3 separate regions of the Mus musculus genome follow, and regions 2 and 3 are each linked to region 1. The links are chromatin loops, found by intact Hi-C in ENCODE. Cell type or tissue: left cerebral cortex. All regions are shown on one strand.

The links. Hi-C counts contacts between places; a loop is a spot of excess contacts. Peaks named below come from ENCODE experiments on the same cell type or tissue, not always from the same donor. Only the 100,000 strongest peaks of a DNase experiment are listed, where the experiment ranks them.
Region 2: a loop joins it to region 1, with 2.6 times the contacts of the local background. A loop is called at or near these places in 7 of 42 quality-filtered maps.
Region 3: a loop joins it to region 1, with 10 times the contacts of the local background. A loop is called at or near these places in 3 of 42 quality-filtered maps.

What each region holds. Positions count from the first base shown.
Region 1 is chr10:94,031,186-94,039,185 of GRCm38, forward strand. Vezt (vezatin, adherens junctions transmembrane protein) reads right to left here and starts at 4,614. Exons shown (of 12, transcript NM_172538.5): 1 at 4,485-4,614. The coding sequence starts at 4,520. Fgd6 (FYVE, RhoGEF and PH domain containing 6) reads left to right here and starts at 4,816. Exons shown (of 21, transcript NM_053072.3): 1 at 4,816-5,125. The coding sequence starts at 5,110. In left cerebral cortex, a CTCF peak has its summit at 4,788; DNase peaks (open chromatin) are centred at 4,221, 4,726 and 5,345; H3K4me3 peaks cover 3,193 bases; H3K27ac peaks cover 1,301 bases.
Region 2 is chr10:94,094,839-94,102,838 of GRCm38, forward strand. It overlaps Fgd6 (FYVE, RhoGEF and PH domain containing 6), which reads left to right. Exons shown (of 21, transcript NM_053072.3): 6 at 5,564-5,715. It also overlaps the pseudogene Gm18391. Among named protein-coding and RNA genes, the nearest start is that of Nr2c1, 49 kb to the right of the region's middle. In left cerebral cortex, no CTCF peak of the experiment used is centred here; a DNase peak (open chromatin) is centred at 3,924.
Region 3 is chr10:94,144,422-94,152,421 of GRCm38, forward strand. It overlaps Fgd6 (FYVE, RhoGEF and PH domain containing 6), which reads left to right. Exons shown (of 21, transcript NM_053072.3): 21 at 1-918. Nr2c1 (nuclear receptor subfamily 2, group C, member 1) reads left to right here and starts at 3,510. Exons shown (of 14, transcript NM_011629.3): 1 at 3,510-3,681. In left cerebral cortex, a CTCF peak has its summit at 3,403; DNase peaks (open chromatin) are centred at 393, 3,461, 3,853 and 6,248; H3K4me3 peaks cover 1,720 bases; H3K27ac peaks cover 1,544 bases.

The sequences.
Region 1 (8,000 bases):
CATAAATTCACTCTTCTTTTGGCCAACTTAGCTCTAGTTTCAAGGAAGAGATAATTCTCAATTTTTAAAATCAGTTTCAGGTCACAACAGAAGAGACTGCTTAGAGAAGGCGATCATACACTGGCAGTAGAAAATATACGCAGTCTGGACAAAGATCCTGATGCAATGTGAAGCAACAAGAGCACAAGGCAGGAAATACATGTTTTGGATTAGAAGAGTCAATATTACAAAGGTGTCAGATTTCCCAAAACTAATCTACGGATTTAATGTGATCGCAAACAAAATTTCCCTAGGTTTGTTAAAGGCTGAAATTCTCAAGGTCATCGTTTCAGAAGTCATATGGGACAGTGAGTCAAGAACCCGAAGGCATGCTAAGGAAAATCCTATGACACAGGGGAAAACAAAGCAAAAACCTGCCCGGTGGTGACAGCACATGACTGTCATCCACTTTGGAGACTGAGGCAGGAGGATCACAAGTATTGAGGAAAGCCTGGCTTACAGAGTGATAGTCTGCCTTCAGAAGGGAAGGGGTGGGGAGGGGGAAGTAGTGGTCCCAGCTTTCAGGAGGCAAGGATACCACTTCTGTGAGTCTGAACTATTCTACATAGTGAGTTCCAGGCCAGCCAGGACTACGTAATGGGGCCTGTCTCAATAAAACAAGGTGGTGCTCCAATTTATAACACAGGCAACACATTTTAGTGGGGGAAATGATGATGCCAGGCCAACCAGATATGCATATTGGGGAAAAAATAGCAGATCAATTGCAAAAGGCCAAAACTTTTAGAGAAAACATCTTTGTGATTTTAGGGTTACACGAGTATTTCCTTGGAGCATTATCCATACATACAAGAAAAAAAGATCAAGTGGATTTGAATGAATTTAGGAGACTGTATTCTTTGCAATGAACTGTTAAGAGTACAGAAGCTGCCACTGAGATGGCTCAGTGGACAAAGGGACTTGCTGCCACGTCATGAATTTGACTTCAGGTCCTACATGGTAGAAGCTGAGAATCAACACTTGCAAATTGGCTTCTGACATACACACACACACATACACACACACACACACACACATGTAATAAAAATTTACTTTTAAAAATGTGCAGAAGCCACATACATATACCCTAAGAGATGTCGGGTAGATATATAATGAAGGAATTGTACCTTTGTACACAGTTTTTTTTAATAGTAAGAGAAAAACCAATATAAAGACTCACAGTGGTCATCTTAAGTTCCATACTGACGATACAGAAATGAAAAACACACAAAAGTAACAATACACATCTATCAGACGGATACAAAAGCTGAAAGAGTGCTGGTGAGGATATGGTATAAGGAGACCTCTTACATGCTGCTGACAGGAGTGTCCATAACTGCTTTAGAGTATCTATGTAAGGCAAATACATCTCTTTTCTATAATTTAGCATTTTCAGTTCTAAGTATATACCCAACAAAAAAAATATGCTTACCAAAACCGCACATTGGCTCAGAGGTTAAGAGCACTGACTGTTCTTCAGAGGTCTTGAGTTCAATTCCCAGCAACCACATGGTGGCTCACAACCACCTGTAATGGGATTTGATGCTCTCTTCTGGTGTGTCTGAAGATAGAGGCAATGTACTCATACATATATTATTAATAATAGTAATAAAGAAAAGTCCTCAGTAATACTATTTACAACAATTTCAAAGCAGAAACTACCTAATGTACATCCCTCAGAAGACCTGATTAAAAAGAGCCATATAGTCACATGGAATACTGTATCAAAAAAATGCATAGGTAATTATATAAATGAATGTCACAAAGCAGCAAGGAAAAAGAAAAAGAAAGTATGTAAGTGATGCCTGACAGTGTACAGACAGTAAGAGCAGATGAAACTAATCTGGGTTAGTCATTACAGTTCTGAGTAGTACTTATCCTTAGGGTGGGAACCAGAAACTGACAAACAGCAGGAAGGAGGCAGTGGTGTTAGTGATGTTCCACTTATTATTCGCACACCCATCGTTGTGTACGCTCTTGGTATGTGTATATGCCTTATGTATACTCTCGTGTGACAATAATCAAAAAGTTAAGCAGAGAGCTGGAACAGTAAGTCTACACATATGATAATGGCAAAGCAGTAGATGAATAATTCATGCAGAGGCTAACGAGATGTTAAGAGCATTGATTGCTCTTCCAGAGGACGGGGGCTGGGGGGTTCAGTCACCAGCACCCACATGTAGGCTCACAACTGTTTATAACTCTAGTTACAGGGGATCTCACACACTCTTCTAGTCTCCAAGAGCACCAAGCACACATGTGGTGCATAGACATCCATGCAGGCAAACTATCCATGCACATAAAATAATAAAACATAAAAGCAATGCACTGACCAACAGAAAAGAAAACAGAAGGAGAATTCATGTAAATCAATTTTTAAGAAGCTAGGCTGAGAGTACTTATTAAGCATGGGGAAGCCATGAGTTCAACCCCTAGCACCAAATTTTTAAATGCTTAATAAATCTATAAATGTAAATCTAAGAAACATAATGTTTATATTATTGTGGGACATGATGGGATACACCTATAATACCAGGAGGCTAAGATGGGAGAGTTCAAAGTTCAAGACCAGCTTGGATTCCATACTAAGACCCTTTCTATCTCCGAAAAGAAAAGGGAGTGGATGAGTGGGAACAAGATTAATGACAAAGTTAAATTTACATAAAAATAGATTCAAAACTCTGTGGTACATCTTTCACACTAGAAAACCAAACCAAACCAAAACAAAACCCCATGCAAACATAGTCACACATTTGAAACTTCCAAGATCTTTTTTTTTTTTGCTTTTATCTTTTGTAACAAAATGTTTTCTAAGATAGGGTCTCTCCTATCTCACCCTAGTCTCTAACTCACTAAGTAGCTGATACTTTGAAGTTCTTATGATGCTCTTAAAAGCACCTTTTGAGTGCTGGAATCCCAGGCACGTGTATACCACCCTATCAGGTTTGTGTGGCGCTGCCAATTGAACCAAGAGACTTGTGCATTCAAGCCAAGCGCTCTACCCATTGAACTACATCCCCAGACCAATAAAACTCTGCAAACCAAAAACACACTTATTATGTCCAGAAACCAAAGAAAGCAGGGTAAAAAAATAAAAATTTCAGCCACCTACTTTTTTCTCCTCTTTATCTCCCACATTCAATCTGTAGCCATTCCCTCAATTTCATATTAGAGATGAATATCCAAGTCAGTATTAATTTTTCTGACTTCCAAAATGTATGCCTTTGTCCTCTCTACTCAAGTCCTCATATCTAGACCCTTCATAATAGCAAAGCAGTCATATTTCCCTCCTCGATACTGTAGCTATATTAAGTCACTTTGCAACCCTCCATACTCCAGCCCCTAAAGCTGCACGTTCAGTATTGTCACCCCACCCCGATCTTTGGCATACATAAAACCCTTTTCCTGGAGTACATTTTCTCCCATCAATCTTCCTAATTTCATTCAGAGCTGAAGATTTACCTAGGGTATCACTTGCTGTGTGTAGCTTTTTAAAGTGCTATGAGTGGACAATGGGTTCCAAATTATGCTTCCACGGGCAGTTTTTAGATATCTCAATACTTCACATTCTGTACCGTACCTCACCCTCCCATTATACACCACGGGGGATTTCTTCTCTTTCTCTTGTATGAATTCCCTGAAATCTAGTTGGCTGAGGGAAAGTATGGCATACATATTCAATACATACACATACACGTTCCAGGGTGTGGGTATTGACCTGTCTGATGGGGTAAAAATGGCACTAAAGCCATTAACTAGGCTTTATTTTTTAAATTCAAGATGGCAGAGACATCTTAAAATAGTCCAACACAAAAGCATTCACATCCAGACCAGAGCTTCCATTCAGAACTGGCTACACTTAGCGCAACAGCAAGGACAAAAGAATGGAACCTAGGTGCTGAGACGCCAGAGCTCACACCATTGGCCACAGGTCTCACTTAACAGACCTTAAACCCCACATAGAAAGGCACCTGCTGCCTGCCTGCATTCCAGAGGCCACACCTTGATGATGATGATTATGATGATGATGATGACCGGAGGCACTTATGGATTAACAGGCCCGCAAAAATCAAAGATAAAAAGGGAAGGAGGTTAAGTAGTAGACAGAATATCCAGCACGTTTCGGCCCCGCCCCAACGAGGCGCAGTCCAGGGCGGTGCAGCCATAGGGTAAGAACCGATCAAGGCTCCCGCCCAGGGCCGGTCAATTGCGCCGGGTCTGGGAATTCTGGGCGAGCTCGGGGCAGAGGCCAACCACGCCAGGATCCCCTGAGCTATACCTGTCAGGCGGCTGCAGCAAGTAGGCCCCGAAACAGCGGAGGATTGGGGACCCAGGCCCGCAGGCGCCCGTCACCCTATCCCTCCCCTCTGAATCGCTTTGCCTTCTCGCTCTTCCTTTAGTCCTTCGGAAACAAAGACGGTCCACACTCCCCGCCATTTTCTCCTCACCTCAAAAACCACCTCTTCGTCAAACTCCGGTGTCATCCTTCTCCGCCATACCACCCGCCTCAGCACGATGGGAAATGAAGGCAGGAGGGCGGGCAGCACCCAGGCTTCGGCTCCTGCCCACCTCGGGGGCACTGAAAACTACAACTCCCGGCATGCATCGCGACCCACGCCCCTTTCCGACCTGCTTATTGGAGAAGAGGGTGAGCGTGTAGGCTGGAGGGGCGGGAGCGGGCGGGCGTTCCAGAGCTCCTATTGGAGAGAGCTATGGCTTTTGTCTGCCTTTTACATCCCCTGACTACTAGGGGGCGCCTGGAGCGCGGATTTTTCTCTCAAGTTGAGGTGGGGCGCGCGTCCGCGAAGCCGCTGCGATCTCCTCTCGTGCGCGCGCCTGGCGATCGTCCCGGAGCGCGGCGGAGCGGCGCTCGTGCACGTCCCCCTGTCGCTGGCCGCTAGCGCCCGGGTCCGCCGGAGGGTCGCGGGAGCCGGCGTCCGTCCTTTGTGAGGCGCTCAGGCGGTGCGGGACGGAATGTGGGCGCTGCGGGGACTTTTGTCTTCTGCTCAAACTCTGGGGAGTGTGGACTGAACGGGAGCCATGGACTGAGGGCGTGAGCCGCGCGGGGCAGTCATGACTTCTGCCGCGGGTAAGTGGCTGCGCTCGCGCCGGGCTGGGGAGTAGTCGCGGCGGGCGCCGGCGGGCTCCGGCTCCCGCTGCGTTCCCCGCGGGTGGGCGGTGCGGGACTGGCGCCGGTCGCCCGCGCCCGCTGTGGGGTCCCCGGGATGCGTCCCCCACCCCTGAGCCCAGGTGATGGGACGGCGTCGCGGAGCTTGCTCGGGTTCCGTGACTTAGGCGCTGTCGCTGCCTGTGCGCGGTGTGGGAAGCGTGGAGTCCGGTGTGGAGGAGTCAGTTATTCTAAGCTAGGACAGTTTTCCAGCGAGTTGAAGAAACTCCGCCACTAGCCCGCGTTGCTTGAAAACCTAGTATTTATTGACTGAAACTCTTCGCGCTTGTAAGGAGGGTTGGATAGAGCTGTTTGCACCCTGGTGTTTTGAGCCCTATTACCTGAGTGAGTATGGACTATTAGTTGGTAAAATAAAACAAAACCGAGTTGCCCCCTCCCCTGCACCTACCCCTCCCTGTTTTTTGCTCATCTTCACCTTTTCCTTCCTTCCTTCCTTCCTTCCTTCCTTCCTTCCTTCCTTCCTTCCTTCCTTCCTTCCTTCCTTCCTTTCTTCCTCCCCCCCCCACCCCCCTCGTACCTGGACTGTGTAAACAAAGCCCTATTTTCAGTCTGCCTCCTTTCCACTCACCCAAATGACAAAGCCTCTCCTTACCTTTGTGTGAATTTAAGCACTTTGGCTCATTGTGTTGTGACCTTTTTAAGGAACAGTTTCTAATCTTCCAAATTTGTGTCCAAGGGACAGTCTCTTTATAAGAACACAGCACATTTTCAAAGCCAGAATTTAATAAGGTATGGGATATATTAAAGGCATCTTTATCCACATCAGAAGAAACTTTGATGAGAGATTTTGTAGTAAAAGAGCGTAAGTTTCACTTCAGTTAGGTCTAGAATTAGCACTTAAGTATCAGATTAAATTTTCTTTGCTTTTTTTGGCGTTTGTTTAACATTCCTGCAACTTGAAAACTGTCAGGAGAGCACACACACTAAATGTTCTGATTTGTACTTCTAAAGCCTTGAAGGAGTCACACTGCTAGGCAAAATCCGGATTACTTCAAACAGGCAAGAAATTAGTAACAATAAGAAAGTGAGACCTTTATTCTCTTTGAAGTGATGTGCATTCATCACGTGATCATCATGCACTGAGTTATTTACAAACGTTTCTCTCAGTTTTGGGATGTGTTCCATTTAAACAACGGATCGTTTTCAGCCCAAGTTTCTGTACCCTCGCCATCGTTCAGCTTTTTAAAATGACTGAATTAATATAATTAATTTAAAATAAAAACTTAAAACTTAATAATTAAAATTTCTAGAATTCAGTCAGGAAGTTTACGATTGTTTTCTTCAAATTAATCCAGAACAAGGCTAGCTATTTTTATACTTATCAACTTTACAATTAAGGAAATCCACAGCATTTTTGTGGTATTTAAAAGAGAGACACTTCCTGTGTCTAGCTGAGTGAGTTGATTTTTTTTTTTTTTTAAGAATGGCTTGCTGAGAATCATTACTTTTTTGCTCACCGATTTGATGAGATTTATTGTAAGTTTTTGTTACATCTAGGGGGATACGGAAGAGGACTGAGGTTTCTCTTTCCTGCCCATTATATGAAGTTATACATACATTTCCTTGCTAGTCGTGTGTGTGTGTGTGGGGGGGGGTTTCATAATAATGAAATTTATTAAAGCTTTGGGGAAAATTACTAATGAAGCAGAGCGTTAGTTTTAGCCTGATCTAGTGTAGTTGGGAAGGGTGGCCTAATTTATTATTAGGGGGCTGTTGTACCACCTTTAAGTGACAGGTGTCCCGAGGAAGAGTTTGCTTTGGTTTTGCTTGTTTTTATACAGCGGTTGAAGTGTGAGCTCATAGAGGAGATTTTTTGAAGTATTCTGAGTAGTACATGGAATAAAAGAGAGTTAATTAAAAGTAGCTTTCCATCATAGTGTGCATAAACATCTCACTATTCTCATTCATGCCTGTACGGTTTTGTTTGGGGCCTCGTGGAATAGCCCAGAGAGAGAGTGTGCTCGTGAGCCACGGCCACCTGTGTGTAACAGATGACAAATCTGTTTATAGCAGTAAGACAGCAGTGGTCCTTTCTACCTTCGCTTTCCCCTGCAGCCAGACAGCTGTGTAAATAGAAGATTTGCCGAATTGCTCTAAGGAAGCATTTGGGTCTGGATGTTAATATTAATATCAAGATCCAGAGGTGCAGCATTCATTTCCAAACAGTGTGTACTGACTATAGGTTTTGAGCATTGGAGTGAATCATAACATAATGTCTTATTGGTGTTGTTTTGAGCCATTCTTCTTTCAAAGCATTACAAATAATAAGGGCCAGTGAGATGGCTCAGTGGTTAGGCTCTTCCTGTCACAGCCTGCTGACCTGAGTTTGGGCACTGGGGACCCACGTGATGAAAAGAGAGAACCAAGTCTTACATGTTTTCATCTAACACATGTATGCAGTGGAATACACACACACACATACACACACACACACACACACACCACATAATATATAATTTTAAAAAATAGTAATGAAGCTGACATAGTGTTGTGCCTCTGTAATCCCAGGACCAGAGAGGGTGAGCCAGGAAGACTGCAGTTCAGGGATATCCAGGGCTACATTGCAAAGCCTGTCTCCGAAAACTAAAAATAAAGAACTAACAGTAAGGAAAGGTTTCATATATTGCTGTACCAGTGACTTGGCACTCACTTGTTCCTATTAGTCATTAAGGAATTACACAATGATCCTATTGAAGTTCACCCTGCTTGCTTTTGAAAACATCATCTTTTAAAGGGATTTATTTGTAAAATATGTATGTATATATATTTGTGTGTA
Region 2 (8,000 bases), 64 kb after region 1:
GGAGATCTGGTGTTCATTGTCTTACCCTGGAGGCAGGGATGCCCTGTTTTGAGCTGGATTTAACCTAAGGTTTTGTGTGCTGAGCACTCTTCGCCACCAAGAAAACCAGTGAAAATAAATGTTAAGTGACATTTAAAATTTTAGTGTGTGTGTGTGTATTGTGTGTGTGTGTGTTGAGACAGGGTCTTTTTATAATGTAACTTTGGCTGTCATAGAGCTCAGTATTAGGCCAGGATGATCTCACACTCTGAGATCCACCTGCCTCTGCCTCCCAAGTGCTGGGATCAGCAGTATTCACCACCATGTCTGGCCTTTTAAAAAACATATATTAAGACAGACTTTGTTCATTACAGTGTGCTGATTTTGCAGTGGTAAAGGAATTGGACTTTACTCCAAACACAGAATTCACAGTCAAGGAGAAAGTGAGTTTCAGGGAGTGGAAGGTTCCCAAAGGAAAAGTGGGGGACAGGGCGATCTGCTAGTGCTTGCGAGATGGTGGAAGGAGGGGCGCAGGGCCAGACGCTGCAAGGGTGGCGAGTTCTTAGTAAAGCTAGCTTGGATAAGGAAGTGCTTTGGCTGAGCACTTTGGTAAAGCAGAGAGTTGTTGTCAAATGCCTGCTTAGAACATACAACTGCGGCTCTTAGAGGTCCAAACTCTTCAAGTTCCTATAGTCTTTATTAAATGCCCTTTTTTTGAGACAGGGTCTCCCTGTGTAGTTCAGTGTAGCCTCAGACCCACAGTGATCCTCCTGCCTTGGCCACTCCCTACCCCCAAGTCCTTTGTTTATGCAGGAGCATATGCCACCATCCCTGTCTTTCTTTCCCTCTCTTAAGTACAAAATAAACTTTCTATTTTGTTTTGAGCCCCTACCATAATTTTCAAAACTATATAATTGGTCTTCAGTTCATCTAAAGCTGCCCCAAAACACCCAGTACTCTAAGAAAACAAATCCCGCCTCACCCGGTCGTGGTAAGAGTCTCCTGAATGGTGGCTACCATTGGTCAGTCCCCTTTGGATTTGGCTGGCCTTTTTTAAATGTGTCTCAAATAAACAAGTGTGTGTTCTGGCCGCGGTGGAAGACATGGAATGTAAAGTCTGGCCGAAGCAGTGCGAGACCGGCTCCTCATCCACTGTCACTGTCATGATGAGGAAATGCCTTCCAGTTGGAAAACAAAAGTCATTCTGCTGCCAAGCCACCAGCATAGTCTTCACGTAATTCTGCAGGAACTCCTGCATCTGAACTGTGCCCATCACCTGTGCCCATCACCACACTGGCAGACACATGTTTCACTGCTCACCTTGCTGAGCTTTGAACGTATTTACTATCTGGGGAGTGATTCATAAGTGCGTTCTATAGCATTCCTCGATCGATCGTAGACAGTCTTAACGACTTCCAAGAGTTAAGTAGCTGTGTTTTCTCCCAGCAAAATGCCAGGGCTGATTGAGGCAAGCTGCAAGGGATGGAATGTGGCTGCTGTCAGCTTGTTCTCTGGAGATGCCTGTGTGGTTTGCTAAAACTGGAGTTTTTGCAAACTAAATTCTTGTTGGATATTTTACTAGTTACACAAGTTAGTTCTGTAGTCGCTACGTATAGATAAGGTGTTCCTTTAGATTAATATGACTAATGGGACAATAAAAATGAACCCAGGCTCTACTTCCAGAAAAAGGTTTTAGTATTTGTTAAGAACGTGAGGAGGCTGAGAATGTAGCTCTGTGGTAGACTTTCCTGCCTAGCATTCAGGAATACCTGGGCTTAGTCCTGAGTGTCTAATAAACTGGGTATGGTGCTACAGGCCTGTTATTCCAGTGCTGGGGAGGTAGAGGCAAGAAGAGCAGAGGGTCAAGGCTATCCTTGGCTACTTAACAGTTTTGAGGCCGTACTGGCACATCTGTAATTGCAGTCATCCAGAGGTTGAGGGAGTAGGATTGCCATTTCCTGAGGCCATCCTGGTCTCCGCAAGACTGTCTGAAAACATAAAGAAACATTGAGAGGAGATTGGAGTGTAGCTGGGACGTGAAACCTTGTCTGCATTCAGAAGACTGGGAACGTAACATCCCTCTCTGTAAAGAAACTTGAGTGTCCTTTAGGGTAGGAAACCTCCCGTTCTTTTAGAGTACATGTGAGGATTTTTTAATTTGGGGTTTGTTTTGTTCATTTCCGTATCTTCATTTTTATTTTTTTAATTTGCCCCGGAGAAGTAAGAGCTACTCTTAATTAATTTGTCTTTTAGGGGAATATGTTGGAGGGATCAACAGAGGAAATGCTAGCCCTTTCCAAGAAAGAGCCTAGTGAGTGTGCTCAGGATTCTGTTTGAGGATTTGTAATCAGACTCTTAGGAGAAGGAATGGTCCTTTGTTTTGGAGTCTTGAACTGGGGGGACTCCAGTATTGTTTAACTTAGATCTTGAGGCCCACCCTCAGGACAATGGAGCCTCTGCCAACGCTTATCTCCTCCCCCACCCTTTCCTCCTCCTCTCTGCAGTGCTGGGTGTGGTGCTGGTGACCTATATTAAAACATGGCAGTAGTCTTAGAAAGAACAGAAGATGAAAATATGTGGGGGTTTTTTTGAGGGGAAAAAATATTTTAAAAGTTAACATATTCTCAATATCCCCAGCTCCAGACCCCCTGAGGGGCCTGCGAAAAGGGTTGATGGGCCATGCTGCCCTGGTTTGGGAGTTCTGGCTGTCCAGAAACACACTGCACTGCCACAGAGGGTGGGAGGCCTATAAGGGAGCCCTGTGGGGAGAGCGTGTGGGAAGGCTATGTGTAGATCCAGACTTCACACACCACACTGCTTCATCAGCATAAAATTCTGCTGAGTCATGAGGTCTTGTAGTGGGGACATGACTCTCTAGTTCAGGCCATGGGGCACCATGCCCTGCTGTGGTAGCACACCTATCCTGTCCAGGAAGAACATCTGTCCAGGGTGGCACATGGAGATGCTGAGCCCCCACTGGACCCCATGTTGGCCTGGGAGATTGGGGAACCCAAAGGGCATCTGCTACACCATCGTGTTCTGTGGGTTCATGAGATGCAGACTGGGGGCCCATGCCTTGGGTTGGTTCTCGCTTTTGGGGTAGTATTGGAGGGTGCTACTTGGTTTCTCAGAGGGGCTGATTCTGGGTAAGTCACCTTCAGGAATGCTGGTATGTAAGGCTGGGCAGGATTCCCTCACTCACTCATTCATTACGGGTGCCACCCCAGGGAGACCCCAGATGGATATGTCGCCTGTAAGCTTATGTGGTCAGAAACATCTTTGCCTATCAGGTGCTGCTGAGGTGGGTATGGGACCAGGTGGCTGGATTTTTAAGTATAAATGGTGAGCTCATTGGGAGCTTGGCTGAAGGGAGAGGAACATTGACACCTAGAGTCGGAGTGTTGTGTTGACTGTACCAAATGTGTTGCAGTAAGTTTGTGCAACAGCCAATTAAACATTCTTGCTAGTACTATAGTAGTTGTGTAACAGTTGCACCTATTTCACAAGGGAGGAAACCGAGGTCAGGTCAAGGAAGCAGAGTCAATCAAGGGCAGTGGCCAAGATCTAGAATCCTGATTGCCAAGTGCCTCCCTCTGCAAGATTCAGCTAGAGGCTCCAGGTTGGGAAACGACTTCTGACAGAGATGAGGGCCTCTTAAATCCAGAATGGAGTTAGCTAAGACCTTCTTAGAACTTCTTAAAATTTTTAATTGAATATTTTTGAGAATATCATGCATAAGTACTACACTTACATAATTTCTGCCTCACCCTCCAACTCCTTTTCCCACTTTCAACTCCTGCTTTGCCCACACTTCCCAATTCACTCTTTAATCACACCCACAGACACACAATTTACTGAGTCTACTTAGTATTGCTCCTATGTAGATAATTCTTGGGGCTGACCACTTGGGATTAAATAACTATCAGGGTCATTCCCTAGGAAAAAAAGGATTCTTTCCCTTCTGGCAGCTTCTAGTTCTTCATCTAAGTGTGGGGCCTTGTGACTGTTCCCCCTTTCATGTTCGCACATCAGCTGTTTAGGCAATAAGTTGTGATTTCGTGTGATTCCAGTCATGTCTAGAAGATGCTGTCTCAGAGCAGGTCTCCTGAATTTCTGGCACTTATTTTTTCTCTCCATGATTCCCCAGTGTTTTCTGAGCCTTGAGTGTAGGGGTTGTGTTATAGGTGAACCAGTTGGGGCTGGACACCCCTCAATCATTTGTCTTCTATATTTTGACTAGTTGTGGATCTCTGTAATAGTCCCTAGGTATTGCAAAGGGGAGCTTCTTTGATGAGGTATAAAAGCTACACATATCTGTGGGTATAAAGATCAATATTTAGGATAAAGTTAAAATATATATTGGTTTATGTATCAGTCAGAGTCCTCTAAAATAACAAAATTTGTAGAATGGATCTCTAGTGTACATATATAGAGAAAGGGGATTTATTAGAATAACTTACAAAGTGTAGTCTAGCAAATCCAACAATAGCTGGCTATGGATGGAAAGTCTAAGAATCCAGAAGTTGCTCAGTCCCCAAGGCTGGGTGTCTCAGCTCCTCTCAGCAGAAGTAGACTTCTAATGCCAATGAAGGAATGGACTCCATAACAAGGCGAGAGCAGGCAGGCAACAAGCCGGAGCCTCTTTCTTTGTCCTGGTATAGGCGTCCATGGGAAGGTGGGGCCCAGATTAAAGGTGTGTCTTCCCACCTCAAGATCCAGATTAGAGGTGGATCTGTATACTTCAAAATAAACAGAAGTCCCTTAATGTTGTGCCCTCCATTTTTGGATATTAGTTAATTCCATATGTAGTCAAGTTGACAACTAAAAATAGACATCGTGGTTTAGAAAAATGGCAGTAACAGGTTCTTCTCTGAGGTCCTCTCCAGCCACAGGCTAGGTGTTCACACCACCAGGGGTGCATTTCCTCATACCCAGCAGGCCATAAGTGCCATTAGACAGTTGTTGGTTACCCCCAAGATAAAGATGCCGCTATTGCCCTTCAGGGCTATCTTCCCTCGCAGGTCATTGCTGCAGTGTGTAGGCTTTCCATCTGGGTAAGACTATTTATTGGTTGTTTTCCCTCTTGGCAGTTTGCATAACACTTTCAGATGGTATGAGAGCTAGTCTCTGCGGAGGAGGCTTCCGGGTCAGTACCAGCTTGTCAATACCTTACCTGCAAAGTGCAGTGTCCAAACTGTGTGAGGTCTTCCACAGTAGGGTCTAAACTTCAAGTTCTGGGAGGCAACTAAGAGTAGTGTCAACAGCTTGTCTTATGTTGGGAGTCTCTTAGACTGCCCTGGTGAACAACTTCTGGTGCCTAGCACTGGGTTTTCCTTAGTTCATGCCTCCTGAGGGAGCATTATCACCCCATGTGAGAAAATAGAGTCAATCGTATTAAATGATAGCACTAGTGTGACTTTAATTCCTAGAGCTACAAACCAGTTTGTAGATACTTCTCAGTAGAGTTGCGAGATAAGATAGCTTTATGACTGTGGATCTTCATAGGGGAGAGGATGGCTAGGCAAAGAGCTTTCCATCAAGTTATGCGAATGGACAGTGACTTTTGCCCTCCTGCCTGTAATAGGACTTCCGGGGTGCTGTAGCCCATGCATCCAGGCAGCTCGGGAAGCCCGTGATTGAGGACCGGATCCTTAACCAGATCCTGTACTACCTGCCTCAGCTGTACGAGCTCAACCGGGATCTCCTGAAGGAACTGGAAGAGCGAATGCTCACCTGGTAAACCCTGGGACTTGTAGGCTTCCCCAGAGCGTGCAGTATAACATGAAACCACAGAGACCCTGCAGGGGAGAGGGGGGCGGTGTCCCCTACACAGCCTGATTTCAGGATGTTGAATTTTTTGGCAGTTACCTGTAGATTGAATATTTCTGATGGCCATACACTAGGTTTAAATACATATCATTTAAAGTTTTTCAATAGTGCCTGCTCAGACCCAAGCTAAGCCAATTAGTTAGTTCCTTTTTTAATTTTGTTTTGTTTTTCTGTTTATTTATTGAGACAGGGTTTCACTTCCCAATATATTCCAGGCTGTAATTTTTAAAATTACCTAAATTATCATTAGTGAAAATGAAGTATAATTACCAAAATAATTCCTGTACATAGTTTACCTTTTATTCTTTATATAATTTTATATTAATATTACTCTGAATTGGTTTTAAAACCTAACTATAGGCATATATATATATATATAGTAGAAAGAGGTTTAAATATTTTTTGCTTATACTAAAGGCTCCCTCAAATTTTGGGTCTGTAGATGGTCTGTAGTAGAAATATTAAGCATCCCTGAAAACCAGACTAAATTAACGAAAGAGATAACCTTCAGTTGTGGAAAAAGTTTCACTTATTGTTAACAAAATACTTCAAATCTTTGAATAAGGTATTTTCTCTCAAAATATTCTTTTCACGGAACCATGTGGAGCTTTTGCTAGCCCAAATAGCAGGGAAGCCGAGGCAAAAGGACCACAGGTCCATTGAGTTGTGGGCAACCCACTGAGTCTCTGCCTCAACAGAGCACGTGAAAGACAGACTGGCAAGATGGCTCAGTGGGTAGAGGTGCTTGCCACCAAAGGTGGTGATCTGAGTTTGATCCTCAGAACTGGCATGGTAAAGGGATGAAACTGATCCTTAAAACTTGTCCCTTGACATCACATTCATGCCCCACTCAAAATAAACAAGTAAATCAATTCACAAATATTTTTTAAAATTAAAAAAGAGCTGAGACTTTAGCTTACTGGTTTGCCTATCATACAAGAAGCGCCGGGCTCAAATATATATTTGTATTCTAGCATTTAGAGCACCAAATACTCTATATGTAGATTGACATGTGCATGTTTGCCTTAGTAAGACTGATTTAAGGGCTCCCACTGTTAGAGAAATTACAGTATTTTCAATTCTGGACCAGACAGGGAGGGGCCCGTCTTTATCTATAAAATAAAAGTTTGAAACTCTGGATAAGGACCATTGCTTGGTGACGCTGAGGTGGCTGAGCCGGTGTGCAGCATCTCTCTGCCAGGGAAACTTGCAAGCAGTCTACCTTGTTGACCCAGAAAGCCGTCGCCGTATGCACCTTACCACGGTGACACCTCTGCTCTGCTGTCTTGTACAACATACTTAGCCAGCATTGACTCTTCACCTTGGTTGGTCTCCAGGCCATAGATCATGCTCTGCTCCACAAGGAAGGGCATGGACCGAGGCCGCTGCTGCCTCATGGTCTGTCCGCTGCCTGCTGGCAGTTCAATTTGGTTGGGGTAGAGCCATAAGAAACAAGGTACTGTCGTCAAGGAATCCCAGTCCTTTCAGCTACCACCACCTCGTGTAATTGGAGCAGCATGGTTGCTTCCTTGTCTAGCTGATTTTTTTTTAAATAAGTTATTATATTGATTTTTTTTAAGTGCCTCAATTTGTAGCTGCCCTGGCTTGGGAACCATTATGTAGTATAATCTGATCTTGAACTCAGAGTGATCCACCTGTCTCACCCTTCCGAGTACCAGAATTATAGGAGTGAGCCACCATGCCTAACAGCCATTTCATTTTCCAGCATTTGACTATCTACTGTGCTGGTTGGCTATCTACATATGACAAGTGTATCACATAGTACACATAATATACAAAGGTCTCACTTTCTTGGAACACAGATTCTAGTGGGGCTTAGTCAAAGGCCACGATATGGGAATGGACTCCGGCGTGTTTAAAGAACACAAAGAAGTTCTGCAGAACAAGAAAGGGGGAAGAGAATCATGGCCTGGGTCAGACAGGCAGGGAAGCGTAGTAGCCCTTGTGTGCATGGGATGCATAGCAGGAGAGAGGCTGAAACAGGCAGATCATGTGTCCGGGTAGCTTAGTAAGACCATCTGTATACACAGATACACACACACACACACACACACACACACACACACACACACACACACACACACACACATACAGACACACACAGGGAAAACAAGCCATTATTGGAAATAACACAATAGGATGTGCATTTTTTAGGCTCTTGCTGCCCTGAA
Region 3 (8,000 bases), 110 kb after region 1:
GAAGGCCCTGGGTTCAAGCCCTTATCTAGGAAAACAACCGTGTTTTGTTTTGTTTTTCCTTCCCGATTACAACCCCTCTTTCTGTGTAGTCTATTTCAGGCATTGCAAAGCAATCTGCATTACTGTAGAATTCTGATTTAATCCCAATGCCTGTGAACTTCAGTGGCATTCCCAATGGTTTGGCCTGCTTCAGCCTTTCTCACACCAGTCAGCCCAGCTCTGCCCCTTGTTATGTGACACTTCCCAGTGATGGGATCCTGTTCTTCTGTCCTTCAGACTGTTTGTGCTCTTTTCCCTGGTTCCTGTAGTCGTCAGCTCATAAACACTCTCACCATTCCTACTGCATTCTGTTCTTGAAAACACTTCGCCTTGCTCACTGGAGTTGGCCCACATCCAACAAGAATGTCTTACATGCAGTGGATAAATGCTTGCTTGTCTAGTTAGATGTCTCCTGTGGGTCCCTGAAAAATATCTTCGGTACACGTGCTCTGGAGCCTATGCCACTTTTAATGTTATTTTCTAAATGAAAATCTATGGTGTTTTCCCTTCTAGGAAACGTTAGTTACTACTGGGAAAGGATTCTAAGAAAGGAGACAGGTTTATTTACCACACAGTGAAGACAGCAGTGGTTCTGATGGGAGTTTGCCTGCTAGAAAAAAGAAGTTAAAGGTGGTAGGAGCTTTTAAAAGACTAAATATCAAAATATCTTTTTCATGGAGCAATTTGCTGCATGTAAAAACCGATTTCAGAAAAGAAATTAATCACTTTTAATGTTTTTCACAAAATACCTTTTTTTTACATAAAGTGATAATGGTTTGTATCTTACTGTTCATAAGATCATTTATAAATAAAAATAGCATTGTAAATAATGTTAATATGTATTATAATTCATACAAAATAAATGTACTGTAATATCTACTGCTGGTGTGAAGTCCTTTATTATAGAGGTTTTGGTTTGTACTGATTGTTGATACTGTGTAGTCCAAGGTGGCTGGCCTTCAGTGTTCACACTCTCTACATCAGCCTCCTTAGTAAATGGGACTGTAGGCATGTGCCACCCAGCCCCACTTTGACAAGGTCTTCTAAGCCATACCCTTTAGATGAACCTCACTGGCCCCCTTTTTCTAGACTGTGACCAAAAGAAACATGTCACCTAGAGCAATCCTCTAAAAGTGGCTTCTGTTTCCAGACTGGTTTATTCACATAGTTCCTTGTGAGACAGGGTCTTGCCCTGTTGTCCAGGCTCACCAAATATCCATAACAACCTTCCTGCCGTGGCCTCCCAAGTACCAGCACTGCAAGCGTGAGCCACTGCGTCCCAGTTTTAATAAAGTAACTTCTTGTGACTTAAGTCCATGAACTGGAGGTGAGTGGTAACCATGGTAACCACAGCATCCCTTTGGGCATGTGCACTGAGAACTGAGAAGAAAGAAAACATCTGGAGTACCCTTCTCCCTCGAATCCGGCGTACTTTCATCATGTTCACCTTTGAGACGAGCTTGAGGTTATTGGAAAGGCTGCATTATGGGCAAACCAAGCAATGCTAAAAGGTAGAGGTAGACTTTCAGAGAACTAAGCATGAAACAGTTCCCAATGGTAGGGAAGGTTGCAAGTCCTTTTTCTATGTCTAAATACTTAATTCCAAAGAGAAATAGTAATATTTTCTTAGAGGTGCAGTCCAGGCTAGCTTCAAACTGACTGAGCTCCGGTTCCTCCAGCCTTTCTTCTCAAGTGCTAAGATTATAGGCCCGAGGCTGTGGGGCCATAAGGGACAATTAATTATTCGACCTAGCACAAAAAGAGTTTTGATATCCCCCCCCCCAAAAAAATACCTTAGGTTTCTGCCCTGAATCTGGCTGCTTTTCTACAGTGTTTATCTTGATGCAAAGGAAGTTTCTAGATCACCACATAGTACCTGATGTACAGACCAGAGTTTCCTGCCACAGGTGACCTTTCGTTTTGCAGATCTTTATTGACCAGCAGGAACTGTTAACTATCTGGGGACACATCGTCTAGCAAAATGGACAAAAAAAACCCAGCCCTTAGGAACATAAGGTACACAGCAGTGATTGTGTTCTTGCTTTTGATAAAGACAGTCAAGTAAAATTTGACACGACTTTGCCTCAGCCTGTTCTCATATTGCTGGGAAGTTCTATGGGATTGGGCTCTAGGCAGACAGTGTTATCACTCTGCTCAGGCAGGGGGAAGTTTCCCCAAATCGTGATGTTACAGCTCTTCTGGAAAAGGTAGCCTGGCCACCATGAGCCAAGGAATACCACAGAGTCACATCCACACCACACAAGAAACCTCCCACGAGATTTGCTGGAAGGAAAAAAAAAAAAAACAGGAAAATGGCTGCCTCTTCAAGAAACTTCAGGGAACTGGGCAGAAAAATGGACTTTATATAGGGTTTCTTGGAGTGTGGGGTTTTCCAGGGTGGCCTGCGATGGGAGGATTATGTGGCTTGATCTTGGCCAAAGCTTTGAGGGTTGGTGGGATTCTGTGATCAGACTCTGGGACAAGGTCTTGGGCTTGGGTCAAGTCAGGGTCAGGGTGTTCTTTCCTGGGCCCTGTTATCCTACACAGACTCCTTAGCACTGGTGAACTAATCTAAGAGAGTGCCCACAACAAAGTCCAGTTTTCCAGACATTAAAGACACCTAACCCAGACCCATTCGGTTGTTTATTATTTCTCAAACCAAAACTTCCTTTAAGGGGCAAGAGAGATGGCTCAGCTGTTAAAGAGCATTGGCTGCTCTTGTAGAGGGCCCAGGTTCAATTCCGAGTACCTGCATGGCTACTCAAAACGATCTGTAAGTTCACATCTAGAGGATCTGATGGCCTCCACCTAGACTAGGTACACCTAGATGCATAGATGCAGGTAAAACGCCCGTATTAATGAAATTTAAAAACAAAACAAACCGCTACAGCACTGGAGAGGGAGGCAGGAGAATCACTAGTTAAAAGACTAGTCTGGGTTCTGACAGGCCAGGTCTCAAAAGACTTGTCTTTTTCTTTCCTTCCTTCTTTCTTTCTTCCTTCCTGCCTTCCTCCCTTCCTTTCAAGAGTTTTACTCTTAGTGTGTAGGGTGTTCGGCCTGCACATATGTTTGTGCACAGAAGAGGGCACCAAATCCAATGGAACTGAAGTTACAGAAGATGACCACAGACCAGGTGGGTGTTAGGAATCAAGCCAAGTTCTCTGGAGGAACCACAAGTCCTCTTAACCATTGAGCCATCTCTCCAGCCCTCGGTCGTCCTTGATTTCCAATTACGTGTGTTTGGGTATGTGCACTTGGGTGCGCGTGCCCGCGGAGGCCAGACACCAGAGTTGCAGGTATTGGAAGAACTTGATGCTATCTATCATCCTCACAGGGCATCGGGTGGACACGCAGCTGCGGCGGCGCTCTCCCTCCACACCTACAGGGGGCAATCGACTTCCAGAACCGCCGCTGGACTCCGGGGCCCTCGGCTTCGCCCAGGGAACGTCACCACCGCCGGCCGCTTCTCCACCGCGCTAATGCGCAGGCGCCAAGAGCACCACGCACCGCCAAGCCGAGGGTGGGGTCACGAACTCTGACCCCCACCCCCAAAACACAAACTCAGAAAGCTCCCCTGTCCCCTTGGCCTCGGGTCCCCTCGCCTCTGCTCTCTCCAGCCCAGCGGCCGCCGCGGCGGGAGGGGTAAGTCGGGTGCGGGGCGGCCCAACCGCCGAGCGTCGTGGCCCGAGCGCCCGTGTCCCTGAGTGTCCCAGCTCCCGGTTACCGGAGAGCCGGACATTAGCGGATTGCCCAAAGCCTTGGGAGGCCGGGCCGGGCCGGTGACCTTTCACCTAAAGGGAACGCTTCCGTCTCGGCGCCGCTTCCCCCGCCCCGGGGCTGCGCGCGTGGTGGGTGCAGGGCAGGGAGCTGCGGGGCGCAGGACCGGAGGGACCATGTACCCCGGGGCTACGGGATGACACCTCCTCCGGCTCAGGATTCTGCTTGCATGAGAGGACCAGCATCCGCTGTGGCTGTTTCTCTGAGGGAAGGTGGCCTAGGGCTATCTCATGCACTGGGCACATCAAAGCTTCCAGTAGCTCTTTTGTTAGGAGCACTGCCTGAGTTTCTGCAGACAACATCTCATGATGTGCAGATATTGCCAGGCTGTCCCCTACCCCTGAGTTAAGCAGGTCAGCCAAAGCTGGAAAGGACAAGCAAAAGAGACTTGAAGTTAAATCCGTTTAGGGCTTTTTTTTCCACCGCTTGGAAGTTGTTAGTGTGTCTTAGACTTCAAGGAAGGGGTTGTTCTTTGTTTTTAAAACAGTGTCTGCTTGTTTACCGGGTTGAGTAATTGTCTCTAAACTTTACGTGTCTACTTTGGTAAATTTGGAAAGAGATTATTGATCTGTTCTAATCAAACAGCAAACATGAAAAAGGAAATCGTTTGGGGAGGGTGTCTTGGGAGTTGTAGTTTGGTGGGACAGAAATGCAAGTACATTAGAGAAGATTCCAGGAAGGGAAGAAAAAGTGGGAGTTTATTGTGGACCATTTAACATTGAGAAAGAACAGAAAGCCTGGATGACCTGCAGGAAGGAGCCAGGCTGGTGACACATGCCTGTAATCCCAGTACTCAGGAGGCTAAAGCAAAGCAGGAAAGGTCACCTGGAGTTCTTGTGGAGACTGGCTTGGAAATCATGTATCCAAACCCCAGAAGATGTATAGAAGATAAAGGAAAGGTCTTACGTCCTTTGTATCAACATGGCCAGTAACCTTTTGGTGTGCATCTTGAACCTTTGGATACAGTGTAAGTTTTCCAATTGCAATCATTCCAAAGACCTATTAGTCTAAGGGTGGCAGTAACCACAATTCCCGTTTCCAAGTTAGACCTTCTGTACAGTTCTAGCCTGTAGGACACCCTTTATAGCCTCCTAACTCTGGTTTCAAAGGTCGTTTTAATGTTGCTTCTATTGTCATTAAAGAAGATACTTGATGCTTGTATCCATTACAAACTAAACATATGGTGACAATAAATTTAACCAATTTCATGATTTCATCATTCTGTGTAACGCTTTCAAGGTGAAAGGTTTTCAAGGGGACCATACAAGGCAGCAAAGCCTAAATATCTTCTGAGGGTGTGGTGAAGTGTGTAATTCCTATCCCGGTGATAGCAAAGACCAACCTCATACAAAAAGTAGCACTATAAGATCCTCTGTGCACAGGCACGCGCACACACACACACACACACGTACCCTTTCAAAACCATCTCCAGAAAAATGGACCTCTGTTTGAAAGTTTTAAGAGTTAATCGAAACCATAGACGTCTGTCCTTAAATCCCAGTTAACTCTTCCTGTACACTGTATACAGCGGATCATCCAGAAATAGTGGGTAGAATGGAATTTGAGCTGGGTCTCAGAGGTCAGGCACAAGTGTGGTAGGAAATGGTATATGCTACAGAAGCACCGTTTGTGTTTTGTGTGATAAACTGCTAATAGTTTACCCCTGGGATTCCTAAGTGGGGAATTCCTTGGACTGACTGTATGCTTGGTAAACCTTGATATTTAACATATAGCATTGAGGTATAAAAGAATATGAACTTGTGACTTTCTGGGGAGGGTAATCTCCACCAGGTTTAATGATTTCTGGGTATGGGTGTTTTGCCTGTGTGTATATCTGTGTACCACAAGGGTACTGTGCTCTCCGGGGCCAGAGGAGGGTTTCAGATCCTCTGGAACTAGAGATACAGGGGGTAGAGAGCCAACATATGGGTGGAGGAATGGAATTTAGGTTCTTAACCCTTGAACCATCTTTCCTGCCTAAGGAGGTCATTTTCAATTATAAAGTCATCTCTACTGTAAACATCTCCAAAGAACCAGTTTTTGCCCTGCTTTTCCATGTTAGCTATTTTAATAAGACTTTCAATTTTATCTTTTAACATAAATATATTCCAGTCACTTCCTCGAAGCAACATGTTTACATCATTGAATATTTCAAAAACTATCTGACAAGTAACAGTTTTGAGTGCCATAAATCATTATTTAAAAAAAAAAAACAAAAAACCCAAAATCAAAACTAACCAAATCGGGTTTCTGTTCCACCAAGATCTTTCGCAACCTTCCAACTTGAGTGTCCTGCGAGCCACCTCTGCATGCTGAGGGGCTCTGTAAGCTGAGTCTGTTTGCCGGGGTAGGGAAACAGAGCGAAGAGAATGGCTTTTTGATGAACAGTCCTGCCAAACACAACTGCCTTGAGACTTTCTGGCCACGGGTGCCTCCTGATGGATCACTGAGTGAAAGGACATTTGTTTCTGCAAACTTTGAATTCTGTCACAGGCCAACATCCTCTCGTACAATTTCTGCATCAACATCTATGCAGAATCTTAAGGAGACCTTTTAGCTGTGAGTCTCCATTTGTTAAAAAAAAACAAAACAAAATCCACTGATGTTAAGGTTAATATCTTCCCAGCTTGTGTTCCCTCCCCACTGGGCAACAAAGCAGTTTTTCAGATATGCTTCCTTCCTTCCTATACACATATCTCAAAGCAACAACGGTACTGCAATAGGAATACTAGTTGTGGCATCTCCATGAATTACTTCCCTTAAACCTGCTGAGAAAGTGATGGGACTGGTCGCATTAGTTCTGGAGATTCTGTCGGAGGGAGCGCCCTTTAATAAAGAAACCTGAAGAATTCCATCACCAGCCTGGTTCTTTTAGCGGGGGTTATTAACTCCCCTCTCCCATGAGCCACTGCTAACATTTTAATGGTAACACACATACCCCCTGTATGCACACACGCGCACAGGTTTTGCAATTAAATGGGAATCTTTGTAGAATACAAACAAATAAATGCTTTTCCCTGCCGGTACCGACTGTCCAGGCTTTGTCGCCCCTTATGTTGGACAGTCGTAAGAATATTTAAGAAATATTCTTTTTGTGTGTTGCATACTTTTTATTATGGTGCCAATTCAGCTGCTTTCAGGTTCTCTGTAACCAAAGCCTCGTTAAAAATCAAGCCAAGGGGCCTTTATTATTTATTTATTTATTCCCCCATCATCATGATTATTAGAAATAAATCTATATCGCAAAGATGATTTCACTTAGTTTTTTTCTTACCACTTTGGTTGTTCTACAACCTGGCTGGAAAGAGTCAGACAATTTATCCATTAACATTATCCACTGGAGGATATGTGATCACATTGTGAACCCTGAGATTGTGTTATTTACTGGAAAAACCTGTTTTTTAGTTGAGGTGTGGCTCAGCCTCAGTATGCATACCTTTCATTCAAGAGCTTTCTGCTTGAATATTATAAACAGGGTGAAATAGAGGTCTCAAGGAGGAGCAAGCAAGCAACCGGTTGACCAGAAGTGAACACTGGATTATGAAGAAAAAAGCAGAGTAAGAAGGAGTCAGGAAGCCGGATAGAGAGGCGTACAGGAAGTAGAAAGGAGGGTCATTCGGTTAAAAGGAGGTTTTTTGAGACAGCTTGAGAGAGGGGCATTGTTTCTGGGACATCGCCCAAGGAAGAAGGTTAGCTGGGTGCTTTCTCTGCCTCTCTGATCTAGCAGGCTTTCACCCCATCGTCTGGCTCCTGAATCTTCATTGGTAAAATCAAATGATTAAGATTTTGTTAAACAAACAAGCAAACAATCCAATAATCCATAACTGAAAAATAGTGTTGTCCTAAAGTACAAGTGAATATTGCTTATAATTCTTAAAAAAGTACTTAATCTAGTTTACGAAATTACATTTATGGTTAAATTTTTAAAATGCCATGTTGATAGCTGGGCAGTGGTGGCACAGGCCTTTAATCCCAGCATTTGGGAGCCAGAGGCAGGTAGATCTCTGAGTTTGAGGCCAGCCTGATCTACAAAGCAAGTTCCAGGATGGTCAGGGTTACACAGAGAAACCCTGATTCTAAAAAATCAAAATAAATAAATTAAAAACTAAAATCAAGCGCGCACACAGCAGTGATGGTTGAAGGATGTTGTTCCAGGACTTTAGTCTCGCTGCAGTTGAACATTC